Regions from separate parts of the Homo sapiens genome. Here region 2 is linked to region 1. The links are chromatin contacts, found by Hi-C or POLR2A ChIA-PET in ENCODE. All regions are on one chromosome and are shown on one strand. The core of a region is the stretch at or near the end of the contact, and the rest is flanking DNA. Distances in the headings are between cores, read along the strand shown.

Region 1 (4,776 bases), core at 1,295-3,794:
CGTAAAAAAAAAGGGGGGGCAGGGAAGATTTGATTCTATTCCCAAGAAAAGTGCAAATAAAGAAAAAAATAAATGCAGAAAGATCTCCTTGGGGAAGAGAAGCCAGAGCTGCTCTTCAGCGTCTGTATTGCTCTCTGCCTTCTCTATACCTTTCCTGGTCTTCTCGTCCACTCTGCTGGCTCCAGTCACTGTTACGTGAAGAGGATTCCCAAATCTGTCTCTCATGTCCCACAGCTACTAGAGTTTTGCTCCTAGCGGCTCACGGCATCTCAATGTACCAAAAAGAATTTACCTGCCTGCCCAACCTGTTCCTCCTTCATAGCCATTTCTCAGTGACCACCAGCAAAGCCTGGTGGCTCCTCCAGTCCTCCCTCTCTCATGTTCCCTGCCACAGGGCCCTTGCCTGTGCTGTTTTCTCAAGCCCACAACACTCTCGTCCCTACCCCACCCCTTGCTCTAATTATAGCCAAGTCACCCTCCAGCTCTGAATTCAACTACCATTTCCACCAGAAAATCTTCCCCATCCCCTCAGATGAAGTTAAATTCCACTCTTATAAACTCTACACCATGGATCTCTACTTCCCAGCCTTCATCTCAGTTACAAGTTCACATTTACTTGTGCAATTCCTGTCTGACACCGTACAAGGCACATGCTGTATTCTAGAGATCTGTGTGTGATGTGTTTTATACACAACTGTATTCCAAACACCAATGCCTAGCACATAGTAGGTATTCAGTAAATACCTGTTGAATAAATGAATGAAAAAGTCTAATCCAGCATCAATTTTTGCTGACTTTAAGCTTTACTATATCTCTTGATTCTTCTAGTTCCCTTGCCCCTGCTAACCTGAGTCTCAGCCAGTATCATTTCTCAACTGGACTCCCTAAGGCCTTCCTACTCGTTTCTCTGAATCTGTCTTTCCTCCTCAATCTATTCGGCATACAACATCCAGCATGATATTTTAGAAACATAAATCAGACCATATCATTTCCCTGCTTAAAACCTTCCAACATCTCTTTGGAGCTCTTCATGATCTAGCCCTGCCTACCTTGAGCCCTGCTCTCCATACTCCAGCCATAATGATTTTTTTTCCAGGGCCCCCACCATGCTCTGTTCCCTGGGCCTTTGCACATGCTGTCTCTCAGCCTGAGACATCTCCCTCCCTCTCCCACCACCACTTGTGGCTAACTCCCACTCACCTTCACAGCCCCAGTTTGATGTCTCCACCTCTGGGAAGCCCTCTCCGACCTCCCAGATCTGGGTTATACGTTTCCAACATACTCTTCTATACAGCAACCTGGGTCCACTACCACTGTCCTAACATTGCTTATTCACTTGTTTGTTTGTCTTCTCCACTAGACTGCAAGCTCATGAGGGCAAGAACCTCAGTTGTCTTCTTTCCTGTTGCATCCTAGTACCTGGTAGTACCTGGGATAGAGCAAGCAGTCAAATATGGGTTCAATGTCACTTTAGTGCTATTGTATCTGCTGCCTAGAAGAGTTTATACTGGTTTTGTTTTTTAGAGTTATGGTCTCACTCTGTCACCCAGGCTGGAAGGTAGTGGTGCAATCATAGCTCACTGCAGCCTTGACCTCCCAGGCTCAAGTGATCCTCCCACCTCAGCCTCCTGAGTAGCTAGAACTACCGGTGCGTACCACCATGTCTGGCTAAGTTTTTTCATTCTTATTTTTGTAGAGACAAGGTCTCACTATGGTGCCCAGGTTGGTCTTGAACTCTGGCCTCAAGTAATCCTCCTGCTTCAGCCTCTCAAAGTGCTGGAATTACAGGCATGAGCCACCACACCTGGTTTGTTTTTTAGATGACTGCTCTCCAAAACAAATTAAAGCCAAATTTACAGTGTTAGATCAAGAACAGAAACCTACTTGGCCCTTTTCAATAGATTTCTATGAGAAATTTGGAAGCAAGAAACAAAATATCTAACTTTTATCCCTGGAAAGATACTCTAACTTTTATCCCCATTGACCATCCCCTCCACATGTCCAAAATGGCTTGGAGTACTGACAAGAGTGTACACTTGGAAACAGACTCAGAATATGTGAGTCTGAATTCCAGCCTCATAAATTACCAGCTGTGTGTCCTTAAGCAACTTCCATAACTTCTCTGAACCTCAGCTCTCTTATCTGTAAAAAAGGGGGCAACCTTTCATATTTCTCAGGGTCATTGTGAGGAGTAAACCAAATAATCCACATAAAGTGGTCAACACAATACTTGGCCCTTTATGCTCACTTTCTGTATGTCTGAATGAGTCTGAAATGAAAACATTCGTTTTTGTTCCTTCAAAGTCTTCACTCACCTCTGTCCTGTGATTCCTCTACTTGATGAATGTTGCTTACCTGGTCAATACTCTAGGAAATACATCTGGAGAAACAAAGATCCCAGAAATGTTTAAATCCTCTGTAAGCCCACGAGGTGGCTGATACTTGGACAGCATCTCCAAAGTACTGTTGTTTTTCAGTACCCAAACTCACAATACCAAAGCTGGCCAGACCTCAACTCAACTCCCCCGCCTTCTAACATCAATCTAGGTCCCCTGCTGGCAGTGGGGGTGGTGGAAACCTCTTCAAAGGGATAGTAATTCAGTATTTAGAACCTCTTCCACTCTGGTGTTAAAACAGGCCAAAGCACAACCTCACTAAAAAAGAAATATGTTCATTTAATTTTAAGCAGCAGCTCAAGATAGGTTTGGAATTTTTTTTTTTCTAAAAGCTTTTAGTGTGATAGAAAACTCACTCATTTGACTGTGGCAGAAAACTCACTTATTGAAATTTTTCCATCTATTAGTTCTCCTGCACACACTTAACTAATTGCATTACATTCATTTAAAAAAAAAAAAAAAAAAAAACCTTGATTTTCGCCTACACAGAATTCCGAATTTAAAAGTTAACAACTCCTGAAACTGAGACTAAAGTAGAACACTTCATTAACCAATAAGTTACCTAAGGGATCACTTAATCTTCAAGGGTGGACAGGCTTGGGAGGAAATGAGAAATTGACTTTATACTAGTTAAGGGACCCCAAAACCACAGACCTGCCAGTTTTTACCAAGACACAAAGGCAAGCCTCCTACGTTTAATTAAGATGAAGCCACCTGGCCACTGGGGCTGAACAGTCTGACTTTCAGTAATCGGGTGGCAGGGTAGTCCCACTGACAGTCTGACCTTAAATGAAACCCTTCTGAGCATGAGAGTCAGGTACTTTGGATCCCCTGCCTGCCTGCAACCCCTCGCCTCGTCCCCACAGTGCACCATTAATTTCCTGATGACCAAGCTCCTCTGTATTTTACCACACAATTACCTTAACAGTGAAAATCTTATATATCACTGACCCAAGACACACGCAAAACACTCCCCAGAAGCCTGAATTTGTAATCATTTAACCTCCTTAAACAGTGAAGCTGGCTAGCACAGAATATAGCTCATCTATTATTAAAAGCTTCTATCCTGGTTCCTTAAACACCAGTTATGACAGAACCTAAGAGCAATAAGCATCAATCTAATTTCTATTGTAGGACACAACTTCATCTGAGGCCAAAAGCTACAAAAAGAACAAAGTAAGTGTTGGAGACTAACAGTTATAAAGGAAGTTACACTTGAAGCTGCTATTCTCAGACACAGAGAGGAACCTATGCTTTATAATTTTTTAATGACCCATCCCACTGCAGAACTTCTGGACTGCTTGGTATAATCTTGCTCATAAGAAAAAGATGAACGTAGGACAAGTACCACTAGCTTCCACATTCTCAGCGTTTCTTTGCATTTCAGGAGGAACTTTAGGAAGCAATTTTGTTTCACAAAAACAACTGAAAAGTATCCCCATGCATTTTTTTCTGAACAGAAAGATCTCATACAATACCCAGACTTAGAGATGGTCAATTGCACCCTGTCACTTAAGCCTTCAATTTCTCCCTCTCTCTAATGTTCCATGCCACAACCCCACATTTCAAATTACCTATGTACTCTAGGAGCTGGTGGCCCAAGGGTCAGGGAAACTTCAAGGTCAAAACTATTTCACAATAACATTGGGGCATTATTTTCATTTTCACTCAGTCTCTCACACATGTACAGTGAAGTTTTCCAGAGGCTGCAAGGCACATGATGTAACAACAGACTGAAGACAGAAACAGATATATGATCTGTGAATCCGGCTATGTTCTGTGAAACCAGACCTCAAAGTGATTCGCAAAAAAAAAAAAAAAAAATTGCTACTCTTCTCAAAATTTTTGTTTGGGAAAATATTCTTATTGTTCATTAAAAATATGTCAATACGTTAATGTGTAATTGGTTTTTAAAAATATTTTTTCAGTGTTCATTTTCTCAGTGTTAATTTCTAACATTGTAAATACAGACAGATGTAACTCACATCAACAGTTCTTTAGGGTCCTGAATTGTTTTTAGGCATGAAAAGAGCTCCTGAGAGCCAGAAGTTTGAAAACTGCTGCCATAAACTTTTCTTTAAGAGTTGTCCTGGCAATGACTGTGTGCTTAGGACTCTCACTGTATAAGTTTGGAAACTTTATATAACAGGATGAAAATGCAAAATATAAAACTGAACAGCCAGGGCTCTAGAAAGTGAACTGTTCCATGTGAAACTTAAATCTTCCTTCTTATCGAACATATTTATTGATACCTACTATATGCCACCCCTATACTAGGTACTGGGGATACAGATCAAAGCAAGACATACAAGGTCCCTGCTCCCGTGATACCTATATTCTAGTGAGGGCAGACAGACAGGAAACAAACAGATAAAACAAG
Region 2 (4,776 bases), core at 1,602-4,101, 630 kb before region 1:
GTAGCACCCCAGACTATAAGATTCGATGCCTGCCAGGTCTCACCTTGTGGGAATTTTGAAACTCAGAGATAGTTCTCACAAGTGAATAAACATCTTTGCCCTGAACCAGATACAGATTACAGTATGGCATTACCATGCCCCAGCTGGGATGATGTATGGTGAACCACCCAATTCAGGGTTGGACAGTAAACACGGGGTGGGTAACTCCGAGCTGAAGACACTTAAAGAATAAACTACATCTGTCCAAGGGCTCCTTGCCAAATAACTGCCAAAATTTAGAACGCAACCCTATACTCATTGCCATTAGCAATCCAGCCACTCTAGGCCAAGAACCAAAAGTAGTGTCTCAGGTATATACGTGAGGGGCAGACATCACAGGGAAAGACCCCATAGGGTGATTTGTTCTCAAACTAATAAAAAACTCAACCTCTCATTTGCCTGGAACTACTCCAACTCCAGACCCTAATAAACACTTTAGTCTGCCAAATAATAACCCTAAAAGGTAAAAATAATTGAGGTAAAGGATTTAAGGCAAACCTTAGAAATTGAGACAGGGTGCAGGGATGTAAACGCCTGGGTCAAATGGATCAAATTTTCGGTACAAGCCTTCAACAAGAGTGACTGCTATGCGTGTGCTACGGGAGGACCTCAGGCACAGGTGGTTCCATTTCCCCTAGGATGGGATACTGATCCTGAAGAAATGGATTGCATGTTGGCTCTATACCAGGACAAGGACGCATGGGGAAACAAGACTTGTAAAGAGTCTGTCACTGCTCTTTCCCACATTGCAGAGGTCAGATCCCAAAGCAATCCCCTCATTCTCTCTAGGGAATATGAACCACTCCTCTTGCCTCTCTAGATAGGGGGCAGAGTTCAATAAGCCCGTGGGAAAACTCTCAACTTGTACGCACATCCTAAACATCACTGGTAAGTCAGGCGATGGCAATCACTCGGCTCTCCATATACCCCAGGCTAACGTCTGGTGGTACTATGGGAAAAGGAACCTCCCCAACTTGTTACCATCCAACTGGACCGGGACTTGTGCTTTAGTCTAATTGGCCATTCCCTTCACCCTGGCATTCCATAAGATACCTGAAAACACACACGGCCACTGAAAGCAGAGAGATTTGACAAACTCTTTTAATGTCAATATATATGTTGACTCAATAGGAGTCCCTAGGGGAGTGCCGAATAAATTTAAGGCCCAAAACCAAATAGCTGCTGGGTTTGAGTCAGCACTCTTCTGTGGTCAACTATTAATAAGAATGTGAACTAGATTAACTACATCTATTATAATCAACAAAGATTCATCAATTATACTCAGGACACCCTCAAAGGGATGGCTAGCCAGTTAGATGCCACCAGCCCAATGGCCTGGAAAAACAGGCTTGCACTAGACGTAATACCAGAAAAAGGGGGTGTAAGTGTTATGCTGGGTGGGAAACGTTATACTTTCATTCCCAACAATACTGCCCCAGATGGGACCATCACAAAAGCTTTACAAGGACTGACAACTCTAGCCAACGAACAGGCAGAAAATGCTGGAATTAACAACCCATTTACGGGTTGGCTAAATGGTTGGTTTGGAAAATGGAAAGGCATGGTGGCTTCAATCCTTACATCTCTCATAATTGTAGCAGGAGTCTTAGCAGTGGGATGTAGTATTACTTGTGTGTGAGGGGACTAGCACAGAGATTAATTAAAACAGCTATTAATAAACAATGCCAATAAGTTACCAGCAAAATAACCTGCTACTATTAGAAACCAAAATAAACTCACTCTCCTATAAGGAAGAAAGTAAATGACTTCTAAAGCAATTTGAGGACCAAAAGGGTTTAGATGAAAATGAGACCAAAGGAAGTAAATAGAAAAGGAAGGAAATTTGTGAGAAAACATTTTAAGTGGTCCATTTTCGAGGCATAATAAATCTAAGTACTGGAAGCCAGCCTGTGGATGTAATAAACCACACAGCTCATGCACCCAGAAGGTCATGATAAGTGAACAGAATGTAGAGGAGGGGTCAGCCCCTAAAAGGGGAGAAAGTTTCATTATTGGGAAATCGAAACTGAAGTGGGGAAAGGGACCACGGTATAACCTTATAAGGGGGATAATAAAACTTAGGCAATGTCCAGGAAGATTGTAACCCCATAGTACTCAACCAATGAGGAGCTGGGGGAGGGACTTGCGTGCTAGGAGATAAATTACCTGTTGTAACTGTCCCCGGTGTGACTGCCTACCAGACACCAGATCTTGCAAGACCGCCAATAAAAGTCTTGCTTCCGCTGTTCTTCATGTCTCCAAGTCCATTCTTTGGGTTTGGATGAGTAAATGAGTGTTTCTCACAGGCGTGAACCAACATCCCACCAGAATGTTATTGGTAGTAACCCGTCATGGTTTCTTTGAGCCCCAGGAACAATTATTATAGCCTAGAATTTCAGATGACAACAAATCACAGCTCCATACATACGGCTGCACACATACAGCCCCTCAGGGCATATTTTCCTTATGGACTGTACCCCTAGTTCAGTTTTAAGCAATCTGGAGACTGCTCCAACATTCACTAGAGAGTTAAAGACTAACGTGTTGAAATTTTGCCAAAAAAAAAAAACCAAGAAGGTGTATGAGTCTGTTCTCATGCTGCTAATAAAGACATACCCAAGACTGGTAATTTACAAAGGAAAGAGGTTTAATTGACTCACAGTTCCACATGGCTGGGGAGGCCTCACAATCACGGCACAAGATGAAGAAAGAGTAAAGGGGCTTCTTACATGGTGGTGGGCTAGAGAGAAGTGAGAGCCATGCAAAAGGGGTTTCCCCTTACCACAAAACCAACAGATCTTGTGAGACTTATTCACTACCTCAAAAAACAGTATGGGGAAAATCGTCCCCATGATTCAGTTATCTCCCACCGGGTCCCTCCCACAACATGTGGGAATTATGGGAGCTACAATTCAAGATGAGATTTGGGTGAGGACCCAGCAAAACCATACCAGAAGACTTTGTTCCCTAAGAACCAACAGGAGAGCATTATTTTTAAACACTGCCACACACGCTCCCCAAAGTGAGGAACAAAAACTAATCACATCTTGGAGGCAGAGCTTACAGTGAGCAGAGATGGTGCCACTGCACTCCAGCCTGGGCGACACAGCAAGACTCCGTCTCAAAAAAAAAAAAAAAAACAAAACTAATCACATCTTGTGTAGTGAGAAGCTATCCTGACCATTGCTACCCCTGAAAGAACATAACAGAAAGACCTATGAGCCCTGCAAGCCTTGCACTGCATACTGCCCTAATTTCTTTCAGACAGGATACCCTGCAGGAATTGAACTGACTCATTCAGAATTCCCAGGTCCAACATCATCCAGTAACTACTTCTGCTTCCCGTTCAGTTTCATTTCTCTAAGGGAAGTTACATAGGAGTTTTTCTGGGCCATGAAGAAATACAGCTGATGACAAGCACTCTACAATATTCTGGGTCTGCCTCATTCTACTTCCAGGGAAATAAACTCCACTGCTTACTGAAACTGCAGTATCCATCAGTGGCCATTTAGGTCTGCAACTAAACAAATGTCAAAGATGTTACTGAGAAGTTACCCAGAAACACTTGTCTGCAAGGCTCCTAATGACACTCAGATCCATTGTATTAGAATAAAAAAACTTATAAATGTGACCAAGGATTATAGCATATAATGCCAGGTGACAACATCTCCATAACCCCTTATCAGCTCTTTTCTACCTGGAAGATAAATGAAGCCCCTAAAATTCTGTTCCACAGGTACATCATAAGATAAATAGGCAATCCTCCCATTAAAGACTATCTTTAAAGACTGCTAGCCTAGGCATAGTAGAGGCAAGAAAATGTTTACAAATACTATTTTGCCTGTTAGACTCTGGAGGAAGCAAACCATGGCACCTGTCATTGGATACATTAAAGCCAAGATTGTAACTTCTTAGTCCTTTAGTGCCTACTTTTAACATTTTTCTGCCTCACAATTTTGCAACTTCATCTCCCAAACTAATAGTATCATATGGATTGTCTCATGTTCCCTTCTACTGTAAAAAAATTCAGTAACAATTTTTTAAAATATTATTAATAATTCCCTAAAATCATTTTAAACTACAGTGTATGGAATCTTTTAGCTGTCTGCTTATATATCAGTAGAGACATCTGTTTCTCAAGTGATCCTGGCAGTACAGTGGTGTGGCTGCAGAGAATGCCATGGGCTGAATACATTCTTTCACCGGCTCCTCCACACTGCAGCTCTCTCTGGGTATTACTGAAGAAACAGTAAGCACTGTAAAGCCACTCCATTAGTCCAGTCAGTGCTTTCGACATTGTTTCACAGTGAAACTCAACTCTTAAAATGATGGACAGTCATAAAATACTAAGTCACTGTACATTTCTCAGGTTCCAAACTGCAGTGCCTTCTAGATAGTAAAATCATTATTTATTCAGTAGCTGCCTAAAATTCCACTTACTATCATCAGGGTGGGGAGTGTGGCAGGTGCAGTAAGCGCAGTAAGAAGTTGGAGTGACAGGAATGCTTTTCAATCACATGTGATGACTGCATCAACAACACATCCTTATTAGCTAAGCCATATGTAATTGGCTTATACTATTTAAAAATAATAATGATAATAGCTCAGCATTACTCATTTTACTCTGGCCTCGTATTACAGAAAAGAAAACTTGAGGTCAAGGTCACAAGGTCACATACACACAGCTAAATAGTGGCAAAACTGGAATTTGAACCTAAGTTTAAACTTAAAAGCCCT

The links. Hi-C counts contacts between places; a loop is a spot of excess contacts on that map. ChIA-PET counts read pairs that join two places held with the same protein, here RNA polymerase II (POLR2A). Pooled maps may share reads with other maps.
Region 2: a loop to region 1 is called in a pooled map, with 2.7 times the contacts of the local background. The contact joins two enhancer-like sites. A Hi-C loop is called at or near these places in 1 of 37 single-sample maps with no recorded cell type and 2 of 50 pooled maps. POLR2A ChIA-PET finds 5 or more read pairs at or near these places in 5 of 52 experiments (AG04450, Caco-2, GM10248 and 2 more).

What each region holds. Positions count from the first base shown.
Region 1 is chr3:4,506,544-4,511,319 of GRCh38, reverse strand. All of the region lies in intron 2 of ITPR1 (inositol 1,4,5-trisphosphate receptor type 1), which reads right to left. Among named protein-coding and RNA genes, the nearest start is that of ITPR1, 16 kb to the right of the region's middle. Within about 2 kb of position 2,544, at least 3 of the 41 ENCODE cell types and tissues checked have a DNase peak (open chromatin) inside an H3K27ac peak, as active enhancers do; they include GM12878, where a contact is called at or near this core.
Region 2 is chr3:5,138,391-5,143,166 of GRCh38, reverse strand. The region is part of intron 1 of ARL8B (ARF like GTPase 8B); the gene reads right to left. Among named protein-coding and RNA genes, the nearest start is that of ARL8B, 18 kb to the right of the region's middle. RefSeq lists enhancers at 2,175-2,314, 2,935-3,024. Within about 2 kb of position 2,851, at least 3 of the 41 ENCODE cell types and tissues checked have a DNase peak (open chromatin) inside an H3K27ac peak, as active enhancers do; they include GM12878, where a contact is called at or near this core.